Regions from separate parts of the Mus musculus genome. Here regions 2 and 3 are each linked to region 1. The links are chromatin loops, found by intact Hi-C in ENCODE. Cell type or tissue: heart. All regions are shown on one strand. Each heading gives the region's core, and the rest is flanking DNA. Links, peaks and the distances in the headings are about the cores only.

Region 1 (10,102 bases), core at 1,394-9,393:
TCAGCGCTGTCCTTCCACCATGTGAATTCTGGGGAATGACCTTGGGTTGTCCATTGGGACATCAGGCTTGGAGGCAAGTCCTTCTACCCATTGAGTGATCAAGCCTGCCCCAATATTGAAGAATTTTAAAAGCATCAATTTTAAGGAGTCTTAAAAAGGTTTAAAATTTTTAATGTAAAAGTTTTTATTTCTATTTATGTGCATGGGTGCTTTGCCTGCATGTATCTCTATGGACCCCTGTGTGTCTAGAAGCCACAGAGACAGAAAAGGTCATCTGATCCTCTGGAACTTAGAACTGCAGTTTCACATTGTCCATGGGAAGAATAGCCAGTGCTTTGTTTTGTTTTGTTGTTTTGTTTGAGATAGGTTTTCTTTGTGTAGCCCTGGCTGTCCTGGAACTCTCTCTATAGACAAGGCTGGCCTTGAACCCAGAGATCTGCCTGCCTCTGCCTTCCAAGGGCTGGGATTAAAGGCGTGTACTACCACACCCAGCTCAGCCAGTGCTCTTAATTGCTGGACCATCTCTTTATCTTTAATACTTGGGGTCCATGTCCAGTGGCAGGAGGTAAACAAAATGGGCAGTGCTTCTACATGCCTCAGGAGGGAGGGGCGGCAGTTCTGAAATGGGAAGCTCTTCAGGCCCCTCCCCAGGCCATGGGGAAGGCTGGTAGGCAGGAGGAGGGAGGAGGCAGCTACAGCCAGGACAAAGCGCACTCAGCAGCCAGTGTAGCCCATGTCTCGTAGCAGGTTTCTGAGTGTGCTTTTATTTCAGAGTTCAAGAGTTTCAAGTTGCAGCGCAGAGCCGATATCTTCCTCTTCCCTCACACTAAAGGCTGCTGTTGGTCCCAGCAGCCACCTGAGTGAAAGGAGGTTTCAGCACGGTCGCCTCGCCAACGGGCTTTCTTGGTGGAGCTTGCTGAGCCACCACGGAATGAGAGCCACCTCCGCTAGCCTTGGGAATCTGCCTAGGAAGCCTGCCCTTTGCATCGGCAGTCATAGCGGCCAGCAGAGTGTGTTGCCTTCCACTGAAGACCAAGTACATGATCCACTGCAGCTAATCAATAGGATAATGGAATGAATCAATAGGAAAGATTTTTAGAAGGTCTTAATTAAAGAAACACTTGCAGATACAAATGATGTCTTCAATCTATTGATAGTGCCAAGGTGAAGGGTTAAACACAAACAAACCATCAACTTTATTTTGCCGGCATGCCTTCCACAAGAGAGCAACCCAGCAGCCTCCTGGCCCCAGGGTTGGCCCATTAATCAGTCCCTTGTCAATTGCAATAGCCACACTGTATGGGACAATTAGTCTATGATCAAAATTTTAATTACTAAACAGCAGCTCCAAACAATGAAAAATAGGCATGGCTACCCTACTTGGCTTTCCTTTGCTCCTAAAGCTGGGGCAGCGTCCCCTATACAAATTGCTTCTGCACTTCTGCATGCCAAGCCTCCTTCCAATGAGATGCACAGAATTAGAATAATTAAAGAAAGCCTAAATTGATGGATCCCACTTAGGCTGGGAATTCTCCAGTGGGCCTTCTGCTCAAACATGTTACATCAATATTTCTGATTCCCCCGATGGGCCTGCACAAGGTACTGGTTTAAAGAGACATCAATCTGTGATGTCAGCATTTATCTAATGAACCTTCAAAAATCAATGTCTGTGATGCTCTGTTACATGCAATCCCCCCGATTTGTCCATTCTCCTAGCTGTACGTGGCTAAACCTACAGCCATAATGACAGCAAAAGTGTGTCAAGCGGCCAGGCAGAATGGCTAGATGGGATGAGACTGAGAGGAAGGGGGTAGCTTCAACCTGGAGAAATCCAAGACATGGGCGTCAAACAGGAAAGCCATGGCGCTCTTCTCCTCCCAAGGAAGGGATCCGACTTCAGCCGAGCGCGCCCCGGGATGAGCCGCTTCTCCGGATCGTGCCCTCCAAACCCGCCTCTTCCTTGATGCTCCCATCAATTCCCTGCCTTGCTCCTGACAGCTTTGGTGATTTTCTGCTTCTTTTGGGCTCCTCGACTGGGGCTGCCATTTAGCTCCACTCAACAGGAGGCCATGCTCAGCTTACCCTTCCTTGTTAGTGTGTATGCACAGCCCATGGCCAGCCTTCTGCTAACAGCACTCCTTGACGTGGATAGCTTGACACCCTAACAGGCAGAAGAGAGGGCCCAAGTTTGTTTCACTTCTTTTTGCTTCTTTCAAATAAATTGGCTTGAACTGGCTGCCACGAGGTTGAGCTACTTCAAATGCATAAGTCGGGTGACAGCATGCCAGTCACAAGGCCAGTGTTAGGCCTGCCTTTCGCACCCACGCTCTGCTTTTGTTTGCTGCTCTTCTCTCTCTCTTGAGCAGGAGTCAGCCTTGAGAGCGAGTGAGGAGCCTGGGCGGTAAGATGCGGACTGAATGTGCCTCTGACTCCTGTCTGTCTCCCTCAGTGCGGCTTTCAGCAGCCTTCCTCACTGACTTTGAGTCCAATTAAGCTACAATGAAAGGTACCATGATTTCATTTGCTCGCATCGTCGTGTTTCAGAGGCTCAGTAGCCTGAGAAATGTTCGCTGTCTCTCATTACGCAGGTTCTGGCAACTGTTTGAAGTCTCTAATTTTGCTGCTTTTCCCACTGTATTCAGCCCTGAAGATGGCGGCCTGTGGGGAGCCTCCATGCCAGGCTCCATGTTAGAAAGGCCATCCCACCCTACAGATAAAATATTGCTTGAGAACGTCAGACTCGACACCATGACAAACATGAGGTGTGCTGAGGATTTCTCTCAGGTCTCCAGGGCTTTCTCAGGAGGACGCTTTAGCTAGGAGGTTCAAGTGTGGACAGGCACATTCCATGCCAGAGGACTCCGAATGAATGGAGTGATCATATTTACAGAACCCAATAAAGAGTTCCAAGGTGTTTATTGAAGTAAACAAGCAAGCAAACAAACAAAACAGTTCTTACTTTAAAAGCCTTGACAAAAAAAAATCTGTTTCCATTTGTTAAATCAAATTTTAGATTGCATTAAAGAATGCTATATAAAATGAGGTTGCCCAGGGAAGTGCGGTGTGTGTGAAACAGCAGAACACTCAATGGAGCCTTGTTTGGGTTTCTGGAGGATCAAACAGAAAAATAAAACAAAGTGACCCAGAACCCCAAGCCTGCCCGTTCTGTGGACCATGTTTATGTTGTCATAATCCCCACTATGCTCTGGTTCCATACGGAGATGGCTCTGCAAGTGCCAGGAAGGCAGCTCTCATTTACTGACTGCATCCTTCTAGGTACCAGGCACTGGGTTAAAACATGTACACACGCCATCTCATTTAACCCTCTACAAAACCCGTATTCCAGATGAGGATTCTGAGGCCCAGAGAAAAACCTGGATGGCAATAGAAAAAGCCAAAACCAAGCCTAACTCTGAAGTCCTTGTCCTAAGCACACCATACTCTGCGGTTGGCGGCAAAGGCTGGTGCAATCCCCACCACAGTCCCAAAATGAAAACTGGCAGGTGCACTCTGATAGAGTCATGTCCGCTCTGTGTCCCTTGGGGTGGAGATTAGCATGGCCACCGAGTTAGTTAGTTTCCACCCTGGCTAATGCATTCATTCCGGTGGACAGGGATCTTCTGCCGGCCCAGCCTTACTAATCTTCCTACTTCCAAAAATACTGCCGGTGAGCAGCGGGGATTTGTTTTCTACTAGCAAAAGAGGAGGCCCAGGGAAGAGAGACAATCTGGTTGGTCACTTACACAGGCAGTACAGGCTGCATGCTGGCTGCTCTTGGGAAAATTCCAATTTCCAGCACTGTTTGCTTTATGTTTGATAGTGGTCTCCACAGCAAGCTTACCCCAACGTTATGCCACACCCTTCCTTCCCAGGACTACACATCCAGATATCATCACAGAACTACCAAGGCCTCTCTCTAAGTGGTAAACACCTGGCTCTTTTGAAACACCTACTGATCTCATCTGACACTGCAGAAGCAAAACATGGAACGTTCTTAGGCCCAGGTGGTGAGAAAGGTCTCATCTGGTTGAGAACTGAAGGTCACAGAGGCCCTGGGTCTGGCTGACTATGCCAAACCCCCGAATCCTAGAAGATTAAAATGTAATCAGAGTTCTTCCTCATACCTCAGGGACACACAGATCTAACATTCCTTTAAAAAAAAGAGAGAGATAAGTTTAATTAATGTATGCATAAAAATAGCCATGGTTAAAAAAATGCTTTCATTTCCTGGGTAATTTTTCGGGGAGTGCATGCATATGGTTGCTGTTATTGCTTGAAAGATAGAAAGATGCTTAAGCCTGCAGCAGTCAAAGGTTTACAAGACGAGGGCTGCTGCTCTCTGCCTGGCCCCGGGAAGGGTGTGATGAACACGATCTGAAATCAATATCAGGGAACAGTTACTGCATCTCAATATTATTTGCGGAGATGGGCTTCTGGGAGGAGAGTGGGTAAGAGAGATATGTCAATAGCTTTAACGAAGCACTCCACAGCCATGCACAAAGGGAGGTCAAATAACTATCAGCCGACCAATCCCAATTGTAAGTAGTAAAAATGATAAAATCAATATTATTAAATAAAAAGTTAGCACTGCTATTGAACCCTCTCATGATCTTGGCAGAGCCTGGCTGCAAACGAAGGAGGCCCTTTTCCAATCTCTTTGCTGGTAAGTGGTGAGGACGGTGAGCATCCGCACCCAGGAATTTTTCACCTGTACACTGAGCCGCAGGAACTGCTAGGAACCAGTGATCCTTGCCAGTCCTGGTCCCACAGCTGGGCCGATCGCTTTGAGCTGGCTTTTGCCTCTCTGTCCTTCTGGGTGGCAGAGGTTGGACTAATTCAAGCCTCTTGAGGAACAAAGGAAGGACCTGCTTGGTGTCCTCGCCAATCTCAAGATTTAGAAATTTATCAGAAAAAAAAAAATCATGGTGCTGGGATGGAGAACAAGGGCATTTCAAGAGCAGAGGACTGACCTGCCCTCCTTGGTAGAGAGGTAGTCTCAAAGCCAAGGCTGTGTTCTTCCTTGCTGCGGCTAATCCTGATTCTGGAAGTGATATGCAGACAGGTACCGAGAAACAAACATTTAGAAAAAGACTGCCCAGTCAAAAATGCCCTAGCCCTGCCTACAAGAAGGGGAAATTAAAAAAAAAGAAAGAAAGAAAGAAAGAAAGAAAGAAAGAAAGAAAGAAAGAAAGAAAGAAAAGAAAAGAAAAGAAAAGAAAAAGAAACAAAACAAAACAAAACGAAAGGAAAGAGTGCCTAAGAGTGAGTAGCAGGCAGCCCGTGGGCGAGGCGGCATGTGCTGCTCTGACCCGCATTTAAACACACAGCTGCTTAGCCTTTCGAGCACCCAGAGTTGGCTCCGTGTTTACATTTCATAGAAGCTACTACAGAGAGTAAACAGGAACCTTTGGTGAATTATTTAGCATACAAATAAGCCAGCAAGGAAGACTAAGTAAGCGCTGTGAACTAACTGGATTGAAATATTCATCTGTAAATAACCCTCCAATCTGGCGCTTTCACGTACAAATACTACATGGAACATTAGACACAACTAGCTTCTAGGGATATTTAGGCTCACTAGAGAGCAATTTTTATGTCTACTGGCATCTGTGGGTAGTGATATGGACTGACTGTTAATATAACCAACATAAAATTTATGTGAACACTCACTGAAATAGCAGCACACTGTCAGACAGCTGGTGGCTGATGCGGAGCACATGCGGGTTTTATATGCACTGCGTAAACTAACCTTTGCAATAAAGATTTAGCAGGTTTATTAGTTTAGGAAATCGCTATAATTAAGGATAATTCATAATGGCCGCTTATCCACTCTCCAGCAATAGCTCGCTTAATTTAGGCTCCATTTCTTTGAGCCATAAATAAGTGAGCTGCTATCTTCTGCACAGATGTGGCATTCAACTTGTTCATGTTGGCTGGTTTTTTGCTTGTGTTTTAATCAAAAGCATTAGTAGGTGAGGCTATAAAAAGCCCAAGGTTTGAAATAAAATTAGCAAGGGCTGCACTGGCAAAGTTTATTTTTATCTCCTAGCTTCCTTCCCCCTCACAAACAACCTCAGCGCCAAAGATCTAACCTCCCCTTCCAGAGGTAAGAGCGATTACAAACAAATAATCCTTTAAAGTGTGCTAAAGGAGCTTTCATTTTAAAATCCAAGGAGAGGGAACGTGACAGAGCAATAACGTTAATGAAGGCCAAAGAAATATGAGCGTGACCTCTCTACAGTATTTCCATTTAACTGCGCATGTAATTAAAGCCTGACCTTTGTGAGTGCAGCACACTCGGCTGTGCGGGGCTGTGCGGCAACTTCCCCTGTGATCCGAGCTCCTCTGCAGGGAGACAGCGGACATTTCCACAAGTGCAGTGCTGTCTCCTGCCTTCAGGATTGGCCAGGACGCACGGTCACGCGCTTGCTCCCTGTTCCATGGATGGGGATACTCTGTGCTGCCTCTTAGCTACACCTGACGCTCTTCCTGCACACAGCCTCTGACTCTTCCTGCCAGTGGGCATTTTCTGCAGACACCCAGGGCATGAGTCAGCAAAAGGTAGCCAATGCCCGAACCCAGGCCCGGATTCTACCCTGAACTAGCTGGTAAGTATGCATTAGGTACGGGGCAAGCACTCCTTGGCCTGGTTTGAGCAGTCTGCAAAGGGAAGCTTACCCCTCATGCATCTCCCCCAGGGAACTGCAGTGTGATTGACATGGGAATTTGGAGTCATATTAAGAATGAAGCTATATAGAGACTTAAGGTTCGCTTTGTTCTTGAGATTTTCATGACTGTGGAGTTAATCCTGGTGTAATGGGAAGAGTGTTGGTCAAAGAGTCAGAAGATCGGATGTAGTCTGAGCTGTGTCACTCACAGCTATCCTGTCCCCCAAGAGACAGTTAGCCTCCCTGCATTTCAGGGTTCCTGTGTGCAAATGGGGACATTAGTACCTGAGCACCTTCTTTGGGGGCTATTGTTAAAAATCCAGAGGACCGATGCTGACAGCTACTTTCTGGGAGAGTATAAATTCCATGGCAAGTTCCACCCTACTCACTCACTGCAGGTGACGCCCCAGGCCCTAGCTCCCCCTGGGAAAGTGGAGCTACCTTGCCCACTCACTATGCTGACAGGACAGAGAGAAGCGCTGTGTACAAGCAACCAGCTAACTCACAAGGGGTGTACCCTCCAATCTGTCCCCCTGACAGCTCCCAAAAGTCCTCAGAGTCACTCAGACCAGAGGGGCAAGGACTTGGAGCAGAGACAGAATCTCGAGTATACATGGGAAGTATAAAAATTGCCTTGAGTAGCTGTATCCAAGAGAACCAAGAGAACCACGGAGGGAGGGTCCACACCGGCTCAGAGTTCTGGAAGGTTTGGCTCCCTAGGCTTGTGTATAACATCCCTGTGGGTGTGATGAGTGGAGGTGGTGGCTGCCCTCCTCGTGGGGGACAGGAAAGCATAGTGCACGAGGAAGTACCTGGCATCAAGCACAACCTCCATAGGCCAGTCCCCAGTGACCTACGTCCTCTGCCTAGACCCCACCTAATAAAAGTTTCCAGAACCTTCCAAGCATAGCTTCACAGGCTAGACACTAAGTATCAGTACTTAGTGTGTGTGTGTGTGTGTGTGTGTGTGTGTGTGTGTGTGGCTGCTTCATGCTCACATAACAACAGGTGTGATGCTGTGGTCCCTAGGAAAGGGCAAAAAGAGTCACTTTAAACAGCTGCGTCTTTCTCTGAAATACCTTTCCTATTCTCTGAAAGGCACTAAATGCAACTCAGTTTCCTCCACTGGCAGTCTCACCCAGTGAGGAAGAACAAACTGGCCCCAGAGCCTTGTACCTGTCTACAAGGAACGTCTCCCTCAAAGCATTCTCATTGACAGGTTGAGATTGGAGCTAAAATGGAAGAAATGGGCAACATTTAACACTTTTTATTGATAAATACCAGTCCTCAGTGTTCACTACCACAGGCACGCGTGCACAAGACAGCAGCAGCCGAGGGACAGGTGTCTAGTGTTTGGTGTTGGTGGCAACAGCGTGCCAGCTCTGTCTGTCCTCAGTGTCTTTGCCTTGGTGACCCAGAGTGGCCAACGAGAACAGGTGGGAGCGAACACAGCTCCCTGTCTGCCAATCTGAGGAAATGCATGGTCAAGGCCGCCTTCTTACTCCCATTTCGGAGGACGGGGCCCCAAGAAGCAATGTGACCTTAGCTCCTGAGTTAATAAAAACACGACCTGCCGGTTACCTGCCGGTCTTACCTGTCACCCCTGGTGGCAAGTGGCTGACCCTCTTTTTAATTCATGTTGAGGCTTATTTAATCAGCTGTGCACCGGGAGATTTATAACCCATTATGAAAGTGTTCTTGGCAAAATTAGACTCTAATGCCGGGGGAGGGTGAAATGTTCCCAATATATGGGAGCCAGTGGGGTCAGGCAATAGCGGAGCCCTTCTCCAGTCCCATGCTCACACCAAAAGTATTAGCCCAAAATGAGGAACATATTTATCTGGAAAATCTTTTATTCTTTTAAAATAGAGTTTCCTTCAGGAGTCAAAGTTCATGGGAACATTTACCCAGGCTGGTGCACAAATTGACATCGTTAATAAGGCTTCTTGAAATTCAGACTTTAAATCACAGAATGGTAGGGTCAAAACAAGTCACAGCAAGAACTCAGGGTCAAACAAATAATGCTTTCACTGTGACTGAATCGCTTCAACACATTTTCAGAAAAAAAACCAAAACAAAACAAAACCCTAAAAAGGAGAAGGCTGGGATTTTCTGAAGCAACACCTGGCTCAGCTCAGCATCTGGAGGAAGTAACACTGGGGCCCAGGACAGCAGGAACAGGCCAGCTTCACACCATCCTTCTGGAAGATACAGAGCTCCCCAGGGCAAGTGGCCTATGTTAAAGTTTCAAGTAAAGCCAGGCACATAGGGCCAAAGCAAGGGCATTTCCACGATCAGGGCAGGTGACAGAAGTGAGAGCAGAGACAGAAGAGAGGGGACTTGCCTGGTTTAAAAAAAAAAAAAACCCAGCTCCTTACTATAATACCCACATCCCCGGTATGAGCTTAGCAGGGCCTGGTAGCATATACCTGTAACCCTGGCTACTCGGGAAGATCCCAGGTTTAAGGCCAGTCTGCCCAACTCAAGTGAGACTCTGTCCAAAAATGAAATGAATAGAGGGCTGGGAATGTACCTTAGTGGCAGGCAAGGCGCTTGGCATAGCACGTGTACACCCACCATCTTCCTACGGCTGCCATAGAGCGGATGCTAGCCTCATCCTTTGTGGCCACTCTCACATCCCACCCGCTGGCAAGATCCAGGACCGTCCCACTTGAAGCTTTTGGATTCAGACACAATTATGCTTGCTCGGGGGTCAGAGTGCTCTTTCTAATGAGAGGGAAGCAAAACCTCTAGTGGCTGTTCAAGTGCCGGGCCTGTCTAGATCCCCGTGGGGACAGAGCAGGTTCCACCTGGTTCACAGCTCTCCGGGAAGACTCTATCAACACGACCAGAGGCTCGCTATTAACTAAAACAAAGATGGTGTACTTTTGCCTGATACCAGGGACTCTGACACTGCGGTGTGCGGTTCATCTCTGTAGCCTGTATGGGAGATGGCAAGTCTGGCACTGCCCCCATATGAATTCCTCCTGCTGAAGCAAAGCATATTCCAGTCAGCATGGCAAACTGTCCCGGCATGAAGATAAACTCGAGGATCCCTGCTTCTGCCTGTCCTTTGCCTGCTGTCCCCAATGTCAGCAGCTTCACAGTAACACTCTGTCTGTCTGCACAACCCAACTCATTTGATTTGCAGATGGGGACCCCTATTGGTATGAGAAAAATCCCAGGAAGAACGGAAACCAGCCAGCACTTCTTAGCCAAGTGTGCCTGAATGTACCAATGAAGAGAGCAGCACCCACGGTTCCACGGTGGAAAACAGAGACACAGCCTTCAAATGCTCTTCTCTTCTACCACATCACACACACACACACACACACACACACACACACACACACACACACACACACAGGCTCAGGAAAGCCACCCCCGGGGCTCTGGAGTTAACCTCTCCCGACACCCCAGGGGCAGGCACATGA
Region 2 (10,102 bases), core at 329-8,328, 79 kb after region 1:
GCACACCCCTGTTTAGCAAGTGTCACTGCACTGCATCTATCAGCATAGCAAATATCAGCAGCCTACGATGGACATCCCACATCACATGAGTTCCACCTGACCAGCACCATTTTAAAATGTGGGATCACCTGTCAAACACTGCCAATTCGTATCCACTGCATCTACTGAAGTATGAGGGCCTGCAGCCCTGGGCCCACACACCACGGAGCAGCAACTCTCTGAAGTTAAGCAGCCAGCCTCCTGGGAAGATAAGGGCTTAGCTACTTGCCATGGCTGCCACAGTTCCCATTGTCCTGCTCATTCTTCTATGTCCTTGCTCAATTTTTAGTCTTTATCATGGATAATAGTAATAATACAGGCTTTGAGTATTCCTTTAAACATGACTCACTGTGTATTACACTTGAGCTTCAGTTTAAGGGTTAAATGTGTCATAGTTTCAGTCTAGAATGTCTTCCACAGACTCATGCTCTGAGGACTTAAGTGTGAGGAGCAACTCTGGAGGCTGTGGTGCCTCAGGAGGTGGGCATTGCTTGTAGAAGTAGGTCACTGGTGTGGTTCACGGTTTGCTCTTTCTGTTCCCTGGACCAAGGCACAGGAAGAAGCCACCAGCTCAGCACTCTATGCCCTGCCTTCCTAGCAAGAACTCAAACCCGGGCTGGAGAGATGGCTCTGTGGTTAAGAGCACCAACTACTCTTCCAAAGGTCATGAGTTCAAATCCCAGCAACCACATGATGGCTCACAACCATCTGTAATGAGATCTGATCTGGGGTGTCTGAAGACAGCTACAGTGGACGAGCAGAGCCAGGATGAGAAGAAAAAGTATCTGAAGACAGCTACTATGTACTTACATATAATAAATAAATAAATCTAAAAAAAAAAAAAAGAAAAAAAAAGAAGAGCTCAAACCCTCACGAGCTGGAAGCAAGCCTTCCTTCTGTAGCCTGTTTGTCAGCCACTGTCTCGTAGCTATGCAAAGGAACCACCACAAGCCACCAAAGGAGTAAGGGCAAAGTGACCACTGTTGTCCTCCACCACACAGGTGACTCTAAAGTCCTTCCTGTCACCATTAGCACAGCTCAGCCACCCTCATTCCTTAGCAGATGCTGCCTTCTCATTTCTACAAAGCTGGACTCTGGCAGTCTCTGGGATTAATAGAGCCACAAAGGCCAACACACTTTAGATGCCAAATCACAGTCCTGTTTCCCTGGCTGCATTTTCTTTGTTTCTGAAGACAAAGATCAGGCAGGTTAAGGAAGATGCTGTCTTTTCTGTGAAGTCCACCTCATGTGTGGGAGAGCCCTGGCTCTTTACTGGGGACAGACATTTGTATCGTTCTTTCCTTAGGGGTGGAAGGGATATTACGAACAGAGGCTGTGCACCTGCAAGGAAGAGAGGCTGCAAAAAGTGCTGTCAAAGCTACTGTGTGCAGGTCCAGTGTGGGGGAGAATGTCTGAGACCCAAACACAGCGCCCCATCCCCGTACCTAACACAGATGCGTGTACACACACACACACACACACACACACACACACACACACACACACAGACAGACTCACTAGTTAATGGTATGTGTCATGTTCATCTCCATAAGCTCCTATAAAAAGCAATAATTTTAAGTAATAAGCTAATAGAGAAATAAGAAAAAAAGCAGTAACTACAACAACAAAAAATATGCTTCTAACCTACAAGTCAAAAGTAGTGACCACTCAGGGACATGGCCTAGGACTTTAGTCAGGCTAGGACATGGGGCGAACGCTCCTACCTGCTTCCTGAGATTCAGAGAATAGTTCTTCCGGCAAGAGAGATTTATTTCAGATAAAGGACAAATGCCGTCCTTTAATTAACAACATCTATCTCTGGGACAAGCATGTCAGGTAGACTGTACAGAAGATTCTGTTAATATAAAGGACAGATGGCAACTTCCCCTGGGACATCTGAGGCTGCCCCAGAAACACTCCTCATTGTAAAGGCTCTGGAAGAAGCAGTCAGGGGACTGAGGCTGTGGTGCCCCATTTCCAGACTAACCCTCAAAGTATCTTGGAACTCGTCTGAAAACACCTGGAGAGAGGCCGGGGGACTCTTGCGAGGAGGGTCACACTTTGTACCTCACAGCATGGAACTACAGACAGGGCAAGCTTTCTCTCTGCCCAGCCCAAGTGATACCAGAGGGCAGGGAGTTTTAGTGGGAAAAGCTAACACTTTGGGCTCTATGATCCAGAACAATATAGTGGACGAAAACTCACATAGCTGCACTCTTCATGCTAATACTGAAAACCGCCAGCTGGGACAATGCCACGGTCTGAGTACTTGGTTTGCTTGGTGAGAGGGCAGGATGTGGTCCCTAGCTCACGGGGAATGCCTTTTCTAGGGTTCTCATTAGTCTGACTCAACACATGCATCTTGTTGGTACAAGATTCCCAGCGTGTGTGTTATGCCCACCTAACTGGGTGCTAACATTATAAGCCATACATCAACACTTCTTGCCCTAGTGTTAATGTCTATTTATATCCTGCTGGGGAAGGCTCTGAGAGCAGGCCTGAAGCCACGAGTTGGGACTGGCTGCCACCATGAGTGGGTCTGCTGCTTTTAGATGGCAGATCTCATTAGCAGAATCTGTAGGGTGGGGATTATTATGGTGTTGTACTTGGTTTTAGGTTGTTGTGACTGTTCTCATACGAGGAGTTAAAAAGTCTATAACCCTGAAGGGATTTAGACTGGAGGACTGACTGCACGGAATCTGGCTGCCGATACCCCAGATAACAAATTAGGTTTTTCTCGTGCAGTGTTGTGATGCTTTTCTGCAACACACCAACGAGGGAAGGCGTAGGCTCACCAATGTCACGGCGAGATGCATTATCTGCATCTTCCTTCACAAGGCCTAAGGGGTGTGTGTCGTTCTCAAACTGGATTCCGTAAGTTCCTGAGTGCACATGCAACATCCTTAAGTATGCAGTATGCACGCACGTATGTTACGGGTTGCACTGAACAGAGCGGGCACAGTGACTTTCTTTTGAGACATCCGATGAATGCAGAATGCTACGTGAATGCACACATACGTATGCAGTAAACCAAATTAATGCAGCTGTAGTTTCATAAAGTTTGCAGCAGTTCCTCAAGCTCAGCTTGGCGTCATACAAAGTGCATATTTAACCCGCACAACTCCACTTCTGCAGATTAAAAAGGAAAAGGAGAGAAAGCAGGCGCGCAGGCACCACAGTCCAAGCTGGCTTTGCCCCTCTCGAAATTAATCCAATTATTCAAATGTCAGTTATAGCTGCCACGATCTGGCTCCTTGGGCCAAATCAAACTGTTAAAAATTAAAACTGTTTTACTTCGTTTAGTCTCTCTGCCTTTTTAGTGTAAAATGCACAGTCTCGACAAAAAGTTGTGGGATTTGACACCCAGTACAACACAACCCTACTGCGGTCATCCATGCATAATTCACGCTGGAAATATGCACTTGCTTTAAAATATTGCTAAAATATACATGTAACATATGCTAATTCCACTGCGCTGGCTTGTAAACTCCAGCTACTAGGTGATATGTAAACTTCGCCAAGTGCACACACTGTACATAAAGGGATTATAAATGAAGGGAAGCATCTCTGTCCCTAGCTTTCTGTCTCTAGTCTTGGCCAAACTGACAGCCCCAAATCCCAGCACCATCTAACACGCCCTTCCCGTGGAGAAGACAGCCTGTTCTCAGAGTCTTAATTACATCCCAGCTGACTGCCCAGCGTTGCCAAAACCAGGCAACAAACGCTGGCCCTTCACTCACAATATGGTCTGCTAAACAGATTCCTGGTCACACAGAAAGATACTTGAACAATGTGGGGAAATCAAGAGACAAGCAGGAGATCAAGGGAGAGCACAAACAGTGACCTGGGGGGAGGGGTGAAAGGGAGCAGCAAGTCCTGCCCATGGTGCAGAAAAGGGACGAAATCTCCTCCCAGAACCTCAGGCACAGGCAGCACAAGTTTAGCAAACTGCCCTCCTCATCTAGCCAAACACTGCTGCTCAAGACCGGCCTTAATGACTGCTAACTAAGACATAACCACCCACAAGGATCGGGCCATTGTAATTACAGAAGGACAGTGTGAAACTTTCTGCCAGTGCAAATGGTATCATATGTTTTCCTGGCTGGCTTTTGGGGAAAGCTTCAGGCTCATTTGACATGGCAGAGAGCGCTAGAGCCTTAACTCAGATCTCATAGCATCTACATAAGATTTTCTTCTCCTTTGTGATGGTGTCACACAGAAAAGACAACAAAGACGGGTCACCAGATTCAGCAGCTATCTCTGGCTTGGTCCAACTCTACAGACAGACAAGTGATAAATGCGAACTTTACTTTTGGGAGCTCTGGAAGGCAGTTGTTTCCAGAGCAACTGAGAGCAAGGCCAACAGGAGCACCGGAGAGAGCCCAAGGAAGAAAGCTCTGCCCTGGGCTGGCACTAACATGCCGTGGCCTGTTGGAGCAGGCCCAAACCTGAGCTCCGGACCAGAAGTCACAGTGTAGCTGCTTAGAACGTCCTCTACTGACTTCAGCATCTGAGATGGTGTTTCTGGGGTGCTGCTTAATCTATACAATGGGAACAAGGCCCTGGCAGCCTGTTCCTAGCAACCCGCTCTGCACATGGGCGGTTTTACATTTTCCTAACAGTAGCGGAAGGTCCTGACCAAGGCAGAGCCAGAAAGCCAGAACTCTACAGTGACTCAGCTGGCCACCTTCCTAAGTCCACAACCTCACTGAGCTTCCAAGGCACTGTACAGTGTGAAGGTGGTTAGCATCTTTCTGTTTTGAATTGCAAAATTCATACCTTCATCGTGGTCCTATGTTGTTGCTGAAAAAAGAGGAGACAGACTGAAGGTGACTAAGTCCTTCACAGGCCCTGGTCCAGCTACATCAACAGGGGAATCCACAGGCATGGGGAGGCAACAAGGAAGCTGTGGTTTCTGCTCACATCCCTTTTCCTTCAGAGTGGGGACAGTGAGGATTCCAACGATGACATGACTACATGTTAGATAGAGTAGCTGAGCACTAAACCTGCTACCCAGTTCAACACCACCTCCGTTGCCACCAGGCCCTTTAGTGATCCCTCTGCCCATGCCTCTGAGCTCAGGCACCTGGTGATCTATAAAAGAGAACTGCAACAATGGAGCAACAAGGAAACCATTCTATACAAGTGTCAGGAAAGTTACTCCAGCACACAAAACTTCATTTTGGGGGTTGTTTGTAGCTCTCTGTTAGAAAATAATTAGTGGGAGTGCAGGGGCGGGCTCATTATGATATACCTGGAATTTATCTGCGCTTATCTGGAAAATCAAGTCTGATGCCTTATCTGTAGTTCTAAATGAAAACTCCATTCTATCTTATCCTCTGAGATGCTAGGAAAGCCGGGAGGACAGAGAACGAAAGGTTCATGGACCGTAGCAGTGCTGAGTAAGGGCCAACCCACTGAGGCACTCATTTCTTTCCTTTTCTTTCTTTTTTAAAAATTATTTATTTTATGTAAACGAGTACACTGTAGCTGTCTTCAGACACACCAGAAGAGGGCATCAGATCCCATTACAGATGGTTGTGAGCCACCATGTGGTTGCTGGGAATTGAACTCAGGACCTCTGGAAGAGCAGTCACTGCCCTTAACCGATGAGCCATCCCTCCAGCCCTGAGGCACTCATTTCTATGGAACTTAAATAATAAAGATTTGGAATCCTGTTTCCATGACAGAGGAAGAACACATTCAAACTGCATCTTGGGAATTGGTACAAATCATCCTCTGGGGATGAATTCACTGCAATTTGAAGCCTGGGAAGGCAACCAAGATATGCAAAAGAAAGAACCTGGCTATCCAGTTAACATGTGCTTAAGTAAGAGGTTATTTAAAAAAAGAGAGAGAGAGAGAAAAAAAAAAGAAAAAAGAAATAAAAAGAGAGAAAAAACCAAAACCCAAACAAACAAACAAAAACCCAAACCTCTAAACGCCACCAAGGCAGAGAACAGGTTTTATGCTGCGCTGAGAGGTAACATCTCTACCACCCCCCCACCCCCACCCCGCCCTCTCGGAAAGTGGACAAGCTTTGTTGAGGTCTGGCTCTATCTGCATCACATTCCTTATTGCCTTGGCCTGGGTGGGGCTGGGAGTATTGCTTCCCAAGGGTGAGGGCTTGACACTTGTTTTGTAAATAACACCCACCCCCAAACCCCCAGAATACTAGTTACAGGCTGGAGAGCCCCAAGAGGCCTAGAAGATTTCCTTTCTGGCCTTTGAACAAGTTTGCAGGTCCAGAGACCTACTATGATCCACATGGCAAGAGGGAAGTCTGCTCAACTAACTTTGAATAATCTACCATTTGGAAAACTGGTTTAAAATTCAAGTGTGCAGAAATATAAGTTGCTTTATATCCTAGCAGGTTTTACATTCCCAATAGAAACCAAATGCCCAGAAATGGGGTGAGCCAAGGTCATCACCTGGGAATTTTAGTGCTCTAACTCCTTCTTGGAACCCTATACTTCCCAAGGTAAGAAGAACAACCAAGTTCTAACTGCCCACAACCAGCGATGTAAAAGCTATGCTCAGGTTCAAGTCCAACCACCCAGAGTTTTCAAAACAATGGTTAATGAGAATTATCCTTTGGCTTTCTGAGGTCCAGTTTCTCCATCATAATGAATGAATGAATGAGGTAAACTGTCAGAAAGACCACAGGGCACCTGACCAGGCCAGTGGCCCCTGGGTAAACAGGAGAGAGGAGAAACAAGAGCTACTTCGATTTTACAGGGCAAATTTTTCAGAGTCTTCCCCTTCATGCACTCCATACTTCATACTATTATTTGCCATCTTCAGAATCTTTTTACCATGACCATAATGAAGTTATCTGAATTCCCAGGACCAAGGAGAAGGTTTGTTATCTCTAACTTTGCTTATTGGGAGCTTAATAGTCAATGCTTTCTGTTGCCCCCATCTTAGCAACCCTCTGAGTTCTGATTGTTTGTTTGTTTGTTTACAGACAGGGGCTTACTATATAGCCCTAGCTGGGTATAACAGGTCGGCCTCTAACTCACCCAGACTCTAGAGTGCTGGGATAAAGGGTGTGGCCACCATGCCTAGAACACTGCTAAGACAACCAGCTTCCAGACAACCAGCTTCCAGACAAGTTCTCATATGGGGTTATATGGCGAGGGCTCTACTATGTTCTTCATGCAATAAACACAGGACAAGTCAGACAATCCAGGTCCCAAGAACAACTCAAAATATACTGACCACTAGGTCTATGCAGGACTTGAGGAGGAACAGAGCACCCAGCCCTGAGATAGACAGACAGACAGACAGAAATAGGGAAACCTAGCTCTGTGTTTGTAGAGCATGCACACCCATGTTAACTGCCAACTTCCCCTTGTGTTATTATGATGTATTAGGATCCTCACACAGCACCTCTGGGAGCAAGACAATGCCTAGGAACAGGTTTCAAAGCACCTCAAACTGTTTGTAACCTTCAGTAATTTCAGAGAAATACAGCAAAGATTAGTCTCACTTTTAATGGGAAAGCCAGTTCCTCTTATTGGATTTGAAGGTGAGAAAATAAGTCTACTAGGATTTCAAAACATATTCAATATTTGATACTCTACACATCTCATATATAAATGAAAGACTAATGCTTCTTTCATTTTCTCTGTGGGGAAGGAAAATATACATTTCTCATGCTTTTCCCATTCCTTGTAAATTACAGCAATTCAGTTACAGCAGATTTGAGTTTCCCAAGTAGCCTATTTAAAGCAAATGTATACCTATCAGGAACAGTGTGCGCCTCTATATATTCAGTGTCTTTGAGACCCTACAAACTACATGGACTCTAAGGTACAATGTAAGTCCTCTACCATAGAAGGTCAGACCCCAGCCATGAGTATTCCTAAGTAGCAATGCCTATCCCAGGAGGGGAAGCACCAGACACTTTGTGTGGCATCTTAGGAGCTTTCTAGCTACAGACTGGCCCTTGCTTTGAGATGAGGGTGCATCCAGGAAGAACTACATCTCCAAAGTTCCTGTATCTACCTTCCATCACTCACGGGTTCAATCTTCTCACATTTGACTCTAAATCAGACTGGATGGGCTATAGTCTGCCTAGCACTTTCTAGTGGAGACAGGGACAGCCTTGGGGTTCGAGAATGAGTAGGTCCCTGCAATTGACAGCACCCTGCCACATCCGGTCCTCAGAAGGAAATTAAATCATTATGGGGGGGAGTGCTCACCATCTATCCAAAAGCACTGTCTTGAAGACAATCATTAGCCAGACCTGAATCCCCATTCTGGGTCCTTCTTTATTAGCTCTGACTACAAGGCAAATGCAGAAATACTGTGAAGAACAGGATCTCTCAGGCTACTTACTATAAGAACGGAGGCCCTACTAAACTCTTAATATGGCCTATCCACCACCATGGGAAGCCGAAAATGACCTCCTCGGCCTTTACAAAGATGACTCCATGAAGATCAGAGGACAGCACACATATGGGCAGTGACTCAGGGACTTTGAGAGGGGAGAAGGCCTCACACCTTCCACATAACTTGTGATGAGTTCCTACTGAATGCTACTACTGCCTTTGTCTCCAGCCTCCCCGTCACAGCTGAGGACTCCTTACAGGATGTCTTGCTCCATACTTCCCATTCCCTTAAGCACACAGGGCAAGAGCCTTACCAATAGCACCAAGGATGTGGAACCCATCAACCAGGCTTGCTAAACACTACCAACATTGGTTATGAGAACTGAATTTCCTAGGGCAGGCCCCAGCAGATGCTGAGAGAATTAGTGGCAAAGTGGACGTTAGGAAAGATTCCAGGTGAAGCTGATAAATGCCCAGCCAGACCTAAAATTGGAACGTCTCTGATAATAATGAAACCCAAGCTGGTGCGTCTGGCTAGGAAAGCCCATCTTCCCAGCCTCACACAGGAGCTGGAATCTACCTTGGAAGAATGCTCAATAGAACTCCCGTGAATTAGCTCAAAGAATTTAATACCTGTTGCAATTTTCTCCAATTTAGTATATGAAATAATAACAGGCAGCAATTACCATAAAGAAAAACTTCAGGTGCAATAGCATTAGTTCAACAGCTGGGATCAAGTGTCAGGCCGGAATAACAAATTTCATTCATTTTATCTCCAGTGCTGGAGACATGCTGTTACTAGCTTTAACAGTCAGGAATGTCTGTTGGCTAAATGGCTCTGCAGAGCTAGTCAAGTGAGGGCAGCCTGCGACAGTTTAATTGGGCTGCTTGCTATAGCTGTATCTGGGGGCTACGGGCAGTGGACTATAAACAAACACAAAGCTGCCCTGGGTGCTGAGCAGAACACCCTGCAGGAGGGGAGGCAGAGAGGGAGGGCTTCTGCCCGCAGGATCTCTTACTCTCGCTGGCGTCAGGCTGGCTACAGGTGAACTGGAGCAAGGTACCCGCGGCAGAAGAAAGGCAGGGTTAAGAGAGCAATCATTTATCTTGTATTGATTTCTGGACACTGTCTGAGATTCTTTCCAAGATAGAGTGACAGTTCTCTGTCTTTTGCTGGCACAAGAGACAAAAATGACCAAGAAGCAGGCCACTCCGGTACGATCATAAAAAAGACGCCATCCCTAGATGTGCTCTTGTTGTTGTTGTTTGCTTTTTGTTTTGCTTTGTTTTTACAGACAGGGACTCGGAACAAGTTTCTCACTGAGGAAGGAGGTTAGGGATGGTTCTTCATTTGTCTTTGCTGCTTGAGATCGAGGAGTCAAGAGGTCAAAACCAAGCACAATTGGGCCCTTTGGTTTTATCGCAGGTAACCTCCCATCTCTGGTAATTGAACCCATTCCTTGCGGTCAGAGTTCTTGTCACTCACATTCAATGTCTGTCATTACGGAGAAATGCTTCATGTCATATTCCATTGACAGAACCACTACAGCAAAGGTAGCAAGACTCCCCCAGCACCAGAGGCAAGACAACGGGAGCCTCTTTCAGACCAGCGACGTTTAACATTTTATGTGCTGACACTCTGTCTGTTAGCACACTATAATGAAAGTCTGGTAAATGGGAGATAAAAATTCATACTTTCCTCCTTCGGGGGCTGCCAGGCAACCTTG
Region 3 (10,102 bases), core at 1,785-9,784, 70 kb after region 1:
GACAGAGTGACACACCAATGCAGTCTTCAGCTTACTCAGTAATCTATGGTCTCCCCAGCTAGACCTCACTGCAGAGTTTGCCGCAGCCTAGACACAGGGAAGAAAACCTACAGCATTTACAGAAGGCTGTGTGGTTCAGGACGATTAGACACACTCTACCAGAGATTACATAGCAAACCCTAAATTGGAAATTAGAATTCCAAGGCAATACAATCAGCCTGATTAGAGTTCTAAGCAGATCCTGTGAGGCTGGGATCAGAAAGCAGCTCCCAACTTCGAGATCAGAGTCTCCTTTTTGTATTTCTAGGACACAACACAGTGTTGCTGATTGCATATTCATGACAGGGCCCTTCCTGCGCCACACAAAGGCTCCTCAGATATCCAGGGCATTTGGGATGATCCTCAGCCCTGGTGCCCACTGAGCGCAAGGTTAGCTCTCACAAAGGAGCAGGGGACAACATATCACCAACAGTGATATGAGCTCAACAGTGAGCTCTAGACAACTCTTCAACCTGACCCTGCTGGGGGGTGGGGGTGGTAGAGGATGGATGCCTGGCCCGAGCCTTGCCTTTTCTATTTCAACCACATTTTTAACTAAAGCGAATTTCCGGTATTTGGTGACAGTGGTTTTGTTTTAAGTGGACTAAGAGTGCTGGAGTATCAGCGCCCCGTGAGCTTATCTCGGGATCAGAACTGTCTGTCAGCCAACGCACAGGACTTGGAACAGGAGTGCAAGCTGCAGACGCTCCCACTCAGCTTTCTCTTCTAAACCAGACGGGCCAGTTTTACTCAAGTTTAGTCAGGACTGCAAACATAAAATAAAGTAAAATAAAACAAAATAAAGGCTCTAAATCTGGCTTTGTTTGTTTGCCTGTTTTGTGGGTCTGAAATGTTTAAGACTTTTCAAAACTAAAGGGACCATCCCTGCTGAACCTGAACCAAGAAGTTTCCTACATGGACAGATTCTAAATTTAGCATCCTATTTAAGGTCTTACACACACACACACACACACACACACCCCTTCCCAACTATAAACACAGACTGTGGACGGAGCTCAGAGGCAGAGAGCTTGCCTGCATGTGTGAGGCCCCAAGCTCTATCACACGCACAGCAAAAACAAAATAAAAATAAGATAAAAAATATATAGGTAGCCTCATTTTATCCATCAGATGCCCTTTCTCTAGGAGGGAAAAGATGACAAGTCTGACAGTCATGAGGTTGGGAGCTGGAAAAGGAAGTGTCAACCTTGCGTGGCTGGCTTGTGCATCTCAGACAGTATCTTAACTTAATGGTGGATAGTAGGGCTGCAAAGACGGGCACGTGGCCACCCATCACCTTTCTTTGGTGAATGTGGTACTTTAGACCCAAGTGGGCCCCGTGCACTCAAAGGTTAGGGTGGGATTTACTTAGTTTTCTTCTTCACATTTGGTCATCCTACCCCTGTGGTGAAACACACTACCAGTTCCCAACTCTGGATCCACAAGAGAAATGAGCTGTATCTGTGAAGAGGACAGGAAACACAATTCAAGAACCTTCCGTTGTCTAGCCGAGTCTTTCATCCAGGGTTTTGGCTTGGTCTCTTGTCCTCTGCTGTTCACTCTGTGTAAAGAATGTCCATAAAGTTTCACAACGACTGAGAACATGGTTGTGAGGGACAAGCGGAGTCTTGCCGCTGTGATTTTGTAACCAATTATTTCATTTGTATTTTATAAATGGATCATAAATGTCATTCACTAATTGCCACCCTTCTCTCTCGTCCCTCTCATCCTTCCATATACACTGCGACAAACAGGCAACCTGCCGCCCTTCTTACCAAGGGCCAGCAGTTAATGGCAGGTTTTAAAAAAACTTTACTCATTTGGAAGGATCTCAATGGAGGCCAGAGACAGACTGACTTCTCTACTTAGCACTGCTCCTCCATCTTTACTCTCTGCCCAAGACACTCAGAGGTCAGGTGGGAAAGCAACAAGGGAGCCAAAGGAAGCCGAGAGAGGTAAGGACCAGCAGAGCACCCACACCACAGTGTGGGACCAGCAGAGCACTCACACCACAGTGCGGGACCAGCAGAGCACCCACACCACAGTGCAGGACCAGCAGAGCACTCACACCACAGTGTGGGACCAGCAGAGCACTCACACCACAGTGTGGGACCAGCAGAGCACCCACACCACAGTGCAGGACCAGCAGAGCACTCACACCACAGTGTGGGACCAGCAGAGCACTCACACCACAGTGTGGGACCAGCAGAGCACTCACACCACAGTGCGGGACCAGCAGAGCACTCACACCACAGTGCGGGACTAGCAGAGCACCCACACCACAGTGTGGGACCAGTAGAGCACTCACACCACAGTGTGGGACCAGTAGAGCACTCACACCACAGTGTAAGGACCAGTGAGCACTCACAACACAGTGTAAGGACCAGTAGAGCACTCACACCACAGTGTGGGACCAGTAGAGCACTCACACCACAGTGTAAGGACCAGTGAGCACTCACAACACAGTGTAAGGACCAGTAGAGCACTCACACCACAGTGTGGGACCAGTAGAGCACTCACACCACAGTGTAAGGACCAGTGAGCACTCACACCACAGTGTAAGGACCAGTAGAGCACTCACACCACAGTGTGGGACCAGTAGAGCACTCACACCACAGTGCGGCTGAGGTGGGTCAATCCTTTTCTGGCCAACCTGGTCCTTAGAATAGCAGCCATGACTCAGAAGTACACATTAAAGCCAAGATTTCTGTTGGGCCACAGAACAAACATTCACTCTCTTCGGCTAAAGCTTAGAAGGCTGGGGAGTAATGGGCCCAGCAGCCAGCTAGAACTGTGTTCTCTGTGCTCTTTTTTTGTTTTGTTTTGTTTTGTTTTCTGAGACAGGGTTTCTCCGTGTAGCCCTGGCTGTCCTGGAACTCACTCTATGCCAGGCTGGCCTCGAACTCAGAAATCCGCCTGCCTCTGCCTCCTGAGTGCTGGGATTAAAGGCGTTCTTTATAGTTTTTTCCCCCACCGCAGATCATTCCTCAGAAGATTGGGAGGGTAAGGATTGTGGCAGCTTTTCAGAGAGGAAGTCTAACTTCTGGCATGTCAGCCAAAGCCAGCCATCAGACAGTGTTATATGTTAGTTGCCAGAATATTTATATAAGTATACTTCATATATACATTTTGGATTCCTGCCTGGCTTCTCATGTAAAAAGGATGGGAACAGTTTGCACTGGTGGGCCCAGTCGATCCTGCTGACAGCTGGCAGGGGCAGAGTCCCACTTCTTAGACTGGGGTGCGAATGGCAGTTCTAATCCTTGTCTCCCTGCCACCTGGCCTGCTGTAGCCACTGCCAGTACCTGCTGGTTCCGGGTAGGAGTTGTGTGTGTGTGTGTGTGTGTGTTTACTAATTAATTACTTTCCCTACTTGAAGGTAGAGAGAAAACATTGCCATTGCAGGAATTCTAATACTGCAGGCCGGCTCCTTCCTTCCTGGAGATGCCTGGGCCCTGGTGCACTCTGCAATCACTAACTGGCCACCAGGGCATCATTTCCTCTGTGGTCATCAGTCTCTTGGAGATCCGTTGCAGCTTTAAAGGCAAACTATGATGGCGAACTGTTCTAGTCTCAAAAGGAAGAAAGAAGAAAACAAACACAACAACAAAAACCAAACCAGACCCTAGTCTTATTCTTTTTATTATTCCAAAATTAAGTTTGCTAAAATACAGGAACTTGAGCTGTCAGACAGGAGCGTGGCTCTTCCTCACTTAGGGTGAAGGCAAACCGTCATTCTTCATGTTGTACATTTTTATAATGAGGACCACAATAAATGCAGAAGGAAATCTCCGCATCTTTGGAAATCAAAATGAATGTGCATATTTCGCACTGGCTGCAGTAATTACTTTGCCACGTGAGGCCCAGGGCAGGTAGTAATGTGCGATGCCTTTCAACTTAGAGCCATCTCAGAAACCAAACAGGAAGAAAACCCTGACCTCTGACCCTGTTTTGAAGCAACACTACCCGCTTGGGTAGTGTTTGCATGCTGAAATATTTATTTCCTTCATAAAAAAATCTATCTGAATATCCAATCTCTCCGCAGAAAAGAGTTATCTCCATGTCAGCTGAGGCCCTTCAGTAATTTGGGGCTATGATCTTAACACTGCAAGCTTTACCCACTTAAAGCTTTGCCGGGTTCCAGCTGCCTGCGTTTTCTCGGCAGCTCCTCATTTGCAAAACACAGCAGAGATTCAGGTGAAAGGTGAAGAAGTTTCAACAACACACAGCCCAGTTAGGAAACTTAAGTTTCTTGGGCTTAGCTTCCAGAGAGATCAGTATTTCTAAGCTTCCTGTCACTTGAAGAAATGAATTTGCTTCAGTGTGGGTGAACAAGTCCTGGCAGGGAGGTTTTCTGATAGCTCTCCTAGGCATGGTGTGAGGGGGGACAGTCTCTGAGCCTGCTTGGGACACAGCTGAGAGGACCCATCAAAGTGGCACTCACCCCTATGCTCACTGCATCTCAAAGATGGAAAAATAATATGGGATTTACATCGGAAGAAGGAGAAATCTAAATTCCATATATACCACCACATCCACTTCACAAGTTCTCTAGGACACAGAGTTGTCTTGAGCTACACAGCAGACCCGGTTTTGCCCACGCCTTCCACCCTGACTGCAGGTTTCAGCAAACAGAAGAGACCCAAGGGAGATACACGGAGCCCTTTAGAAGAGGATAGTTCCCAACACACAGGTGTGATTCGCAACCTTCCTCCTCGGGTGAGGCTGAGTCCAATCCTGAGGCCCTTGCATGAGGCCCAGGATCAGCACTGAAATTAGGCTCTTAGGAAGTAGAGAGGCTTCTGTGTACACTTTAGGGGAAATAATCTGTGAAGAATATAAATAAATGGGAATAATGTTCTGTGAAAAGTCATGTAAAAACCTAAAACATAGAACTATTTCTCATCATGTGCTAACGCTGACGGTCTGGGTGATGGGATTATGAGCACCCTTTTTTTGTGTGCTTTTCTGTAAGTTTTAATTTTCTATAATGAGTATTTTTAACTTTAGAAACAAAAGAAAGTGCTGAGCACTGAAAAATGAATGGCTGAAGAGCAGAGTCAAAAAAGCTCAAAAGCTATAACTGAGTTTGGGTAAAGGTACTTGCTGCCGAGCTGTACACACACACACACACACACACACACACACACACACAATTGTGGAAACTAGCAATTACCTTTCAAATAGCCCATCTACAAGTTAGTCACAAGAGCCCTGGACTCATGGTTTTTGATCTCTGCCATTCCTCTGATGCAAGAGGCTCCAAATAATTGCAAGCACCGCCCAAGGGTTGGTCGCTGTGGCATGTGCTGCACTACCTGTCCTGAGATCACTGCTGGCTGGGACGGGCTACTGCTGAGCCTGTATGAAAGGAAACAACACTCTCTTCTCCAGACCTAGTATGAAGTCACCCCAGTTTCTAGGGGGAACACTTGATAATAATTAGGACTAACTGGACCACAGCCTGAAAGCCATTCCAATAAATCCCATATACATATATTTATTGTCTAAGTTTTGTTCCTCTAGAGAACCCTGATTAACACATGTGTGACAGCAATACATTCATTAAATTTAAATTTTCATATTTTATAAGTAGGAAAGATGAAATAATACATAAATTAGCATAAAACAAATAGAACTTCACTTGGCAAAGCTTTGTACATTGTTTTCAGTAACTTGCAAGTCTTATGATGTTTCAGACATAATATCAGAAGTTAAGCCAAGGGCTGGAGGGATGGCTCAGAGGTTAAGAGCACTGACTGCTCTTCTAGAGGTCCTGAGTTCAATTCCCAGCAACCACACGGTGGCTCACAACCATCTGTAATGGGATCTGATGCCCTCTTCTGGTGTGTCTGAAGACTGCAACAGTGTCCTCATATACATAAAATAAATAAATCTTAAAACAAAAAGTTAAGTCAAGCAAACCTTGCAAGGCGCATGCTTATAGACACAGCATTTGTGAGGCACTGTCAGGAGGTCATGGGTTCCAGGGTGACGAGGGCTACCTAGTAAGACTCTGTCTCAAAAAGAATGGAGGAAAAAAGGGGGAGGGACAATTGTTATCTTTTAAATTGGTTATACTGGCCTTCTTTTGCTTTTGAATGCAGGTTTTATCCGTTGTTAAATGTGTTCCGTATAGAAATGCAAGCGCAACATGTTCAGCTGAAGTCAATTTAGAAACAGAGAAACACACAGAAAAACAAATCTCTGCATTAAATACACAAACAACTCAAGGAGAGTGGATTCCTGGGAGGCGCTTCTATAAATAGTCTGACATTACTACCCAATCTTCTCTGCATACTCGTCATGGAAACGCTGCAATGGCTGACTGAAGAAATAAGCAACTTTGACATTTCTTGGTGTAACTTGAGGAGATTATTTCATCATGAAGGATTGGGGTGGAATCTCCTAACCAACAACTCAATATCAAAACTCTCCTTGCAACTCTCAAACATTGCACAGTGACATTTAAGATAATCCATTTACCACCACCCAATACAGCCTGCTTGTTCACAGAATGTCAGTGACAAGGCTGGGGCATTCCAACTGCTAGGCAGTGAGTCCAAATGACAAGAGAGTTTTAATAGAGCGCCAGCTTCATTTCCTTATAATCTGGTGCCTTCCTGGACTCCAGCAGCTGGAGCTGTGATTTACATGGGCAGCCATACAGATCAAATGCTTCTCATTCCTCACACAACAAATCCATTCTCAAAAGATCACAAGAAGACCGCGTACGCTGTGCAGGGCAGAAGTTTATCCATGTGAATTCTTAAAAAAAAAAAATATTTACACACACTCTCTCCCCCCAATTGTGTGTGTGTGTATAGATGTATGTGTGCATATCTGTCACTGTGATGTGTTCATCACAGTGAGCGTGTAGTCCAGAGGACAACTTACAGGAGTCGATTCCCTCCATGTGAGTCCTGGAAATTGACCCCAGGTTGTTGGACTTGGCAGAAATGTCTTTATTCATGAGCCATCTTGCTCGCCTCATCACGGAGAATTCTTGATGGCTTTCTTAGCCATCTTTAAAGAGTAGAGAGCCTTGATTTTGTAGAATACCAAGTTAGCAATTCAAAAAACCCCTTTCATGTTGAGGTGTCAATAGTGACCCGCATTGATGGCATTACTCATGTCAGAGTGGTTTTCTACAAGTTACCTCACCTTGTCCTTAGCACACCCATGTAGGGTTAGTCCTGCTTCTTCAGCATCCTACAGGTGACAATGGCTGAGGTGTAGGAAGGTGAGTGTTGGTTAAACTGTCAGAGCGTTGGTACTGAAGCAATCCTCAGCGTCAGATGGAGAAAGCCCTGCTTCAGAGTTGACAAACCAGGTCTCTATTTCACCAAATAACACCCATACACCTACACATCCTATATGTATATCATGTATGCAAATTATAGACATACTTATATTTCTGGCAGTTCTTGACGATGGAGAAACACTCTAAAGAGAGTTATTCTAAAGAGAGCCAGTGCCAAGAATTCATCCTCACCCCTCATGTAAATTCATAATGCTTCGCAACTTAATGCCTAGCCCATTTTAGTTGCTTTGTGTTTACTTTAGGTAAGGTAAATTACCTACATTTAAAACGTTCATGTGAAATGTCACCTAACCAGGAGATGTATCTCATTCACTCTGAACTCCAGGCTCTTTCCAGGCATTATCCTTCTTCTGATCTGCTTCTTCTCCTTCTTTTTCTCTACTTGCCATCAGCATTTACCATAAACAGTAAAACTGACCCTTAGGGGAGATGGAGTTAAAAGCAGCAACCACATTCCCACTATTTACCTACCAGGCTTTCTTCTGGGGATGCTCAAAACGAAGATATTATTTAACCAAAGAAGGATGCATATGCATATGCACCTGCTGCCAACGAAGATTCCAAGATGTCACTGCTGGAGGCTTTAAAAAGGTATTTAGGGTGGTGACCAATTAAGACTGTTACTTCACTCCAAATGAATCTGGAAGTAGCAATTAGCTCTTAAGTGGGAGTATGCCTATGTAGCCATGTCTGGGAGTATAAGTATGGCCTAGATTTGATCACGTTCATTCCCAGCAGCTGAGGTGTCAACACTCTACTGGCACTGAGAGGAGAGCATCTGGGGTCAGCCTCCTGCTGAGCAGTCTTGCCACTGCTGAACTCTGAAATGGCAAGAGCCCAGCAGCAAAAACCAACCTCCGTTCCCTGAGCCAGGCCACCTGGTTTTTGTCCATGCCGCTGATGATCCCTGCTTAGCAGGCTCGGTGCCGTGTGTAAGGTGAAGATTAGTTTTCTAAAACTGATCTGTGTGAGCTCGAGCTTGGGTTGATGATGCTCAGAGTTGTGCAGATTTGTGGTGGCACTAACTCAATGCTTCCATAAATCACCTTCCTCAATTAAGTCCCCACCTGAGCCAGGGTATGAGGACAGACAGAATCAAAGTCCACGCACGCCCCTGTCTGAATGTTACCAGACCATGATACAACCAGAGTCGAAGGAGCAGCTCTACCTAACTTTAAAGTCTCTACTCAGTGGGGACAGAGGGTCCCTTCTGCTCCTTTGCACACTTGTGAGGAAACTTCCTCTTTCCTCAAGCTTCCCCAGAGAGCTGGCTAAGGATGACAGCTGGACCAAACACCGGGCTGACTACATGTGTAGTATGGGCAGCCTTGGGGAACTCCGGGAGGCTTCTCATCAAGGTAAGAGTTTGTAGCCAACGAGGACAAGTTATGCTGCAAGGGACCAGTGAATGAGTGTGACTCAGGAACGGAGAAGCTGAAGGCTAGAGGAGTGAGCTAGCTGAGAAGTACCATTTATCTTATGTCCTATCAATCCAACCCGATCGAAAAATTTGAGTTCTGTGTAACCACAGGATGGTAAAGAGAAACAGAAACAATTCTATTTGGCAGACAGGAAGACTGAGAGTTGCAGAGATGAGAACCCACTCCAGTTCAGAGAGATGGAGGGAGACTGGTTAAACAAGCACTCCATCTTTCTTGGCTTTAGTTTCTTCTTCTAAATATGAAGCAGCATTTGTTTATTCTAGACGATCACAACGATTCAAGATTCCAGGAGGAAAGCAGGTTTGGTAGTAAGCACCTCTATTCCTATCACCCAAGAAGCTGAAGCAACAGGATTGTGGGTTCATGGCCAGCAAGAGTATGCTGAGTTCAAGGCCACCCATGCTACACAGTGAACCCCTGTCTTTCAAAGAACAAGCAAAAGTGAGATAATATGAAGAATGCATTTCAGCACTGACTAGGCATTTGCTATGATGCTATTAAACAAAGGGCAAAGCCAATGATGGAACTCCTTGCTGCCACACCGCTGGCTCAATGCCCCTTTCATCAGGCCACGCTACAGGGAACTCCAATTATATATCATCTGTAGTTACAACATTGGGCCACATGGAGAAGTGACAGAGGGAAGGAAGAGGCGACACACAGAAACTAGGACATGGGCAGTCGCTGCTCCCCATGGACAAAGCACCAGGAGCCTTTGTCCAAATCTGTAATACTCACACAACAGCAGACGGCCTGTGACTGCATCAGCTGGCTCCCCCCAAAACAGACTGTTAGATTCAGCCCTGGGCTGTGGCTTAGCAGACTTGCAAGAGCCCCCCTTCAGGAAGGGGTCCTGCTTGGTGTCTGGCCCAATCCCAAATGACTATAGTTAAAACTAGCAGCTGCAGCAGCCCCAAGAGTGTGGACTCTGGAAGAGGCTATGTCAGGAGGACTTCCCAAATCACTTAGAGAAAACATACATGCACACACACACACAGAGACAAACAGACACACAGACACACATGTACATACATACACATACCAGAAAACTTCAACAAAAATTCCACCATAGGACATACAGATGTTTTAAGAACAAATACCACTAATCAAGAGATCTATGAAAATGGTCTCTAGAACATGAGTGATATCCAACTTCTGCCCACTAATGGAGAGATCTGTAAAACAGAAATGGTAGCAAGGTTGCCTTAAAAGCTCTGCACTCACACTTGGCTGAATGCAGTGTAAACTGGTGCGGCACTTTTGGAAACAACCCGATGATACAGGTAGACAGTGGTAA

Evidence for each region. Hi-C counts contacts between places; a loop is a spot of excess contacts. Peaks named below come from ENCODE experiments on the same cell type or tissue, not always from the same donor. Only the 100,000 strongest peaks of a DNase experiment are listed, where the experiment ranks them.
Region 2: a loop joins it to region 1, with 2.0 times the contacts of the local background. A loop is called at or near these places in 7 of 42 quality-filtered maps.
Region 3: it touches region 1 in a loop (1.9-fold over the local background); 6 of 42 quality-filtered maps call a loop at or near these places.

The regions. Positions count from the first base shown.
Region 1 is chr8:91,626,100-91,636,201 of GRCm38, reverse strand. All of the region lies in intron 8 of Fto (fat mass and obesity associated), which reads right to left. Among named protein-coding and RNA genes, the nearest start is that of Gm36325, 84 kb to the left of the region's middle. In heart, for the core only: a CTCF peak has its summit at 6,370; a DNase peak (open chromatin) is centred at 6,421; H3K4me3 peaks cover 674 bases; H3K27me3 peaks cover 1,215 bases.
Region 2 is chr8:91,545,965-91,556,066 of GRCm38, reverse strand. The region is part of intron 8 of Fto (fat mass and obesity associated); the gene reads right to left. Among named protein-coding and RNA genes, the nearest start is that of 4831440D22Rik, 83 kb to the right of the region's middle. In heart, for the core only: no CTCF peak of the experiment used is centred there; DNase peaks (open chromatin) are centred at 2,542, 3,776 and 4,614; H3K27ac peaks cover 2,054 bases.
Region 3 is chr8:91,556,659-91,566,760 of GRCm38, reverse strand. All of the region lies in intron 8 of Fto (fat mass and obesity associated), which reads right to left. Among named protein-coding and RNA genes, the nearest start is that of 4831440D22Rik, 94 kb to the right of the region's middle. In heart, for the core only: CTCF peaks have their summits at 3,521 and 5,895 (motif pointing left); a DNase peak (open chromatin) is centred at 8,190; H3K27ac peaks cover 749 bases.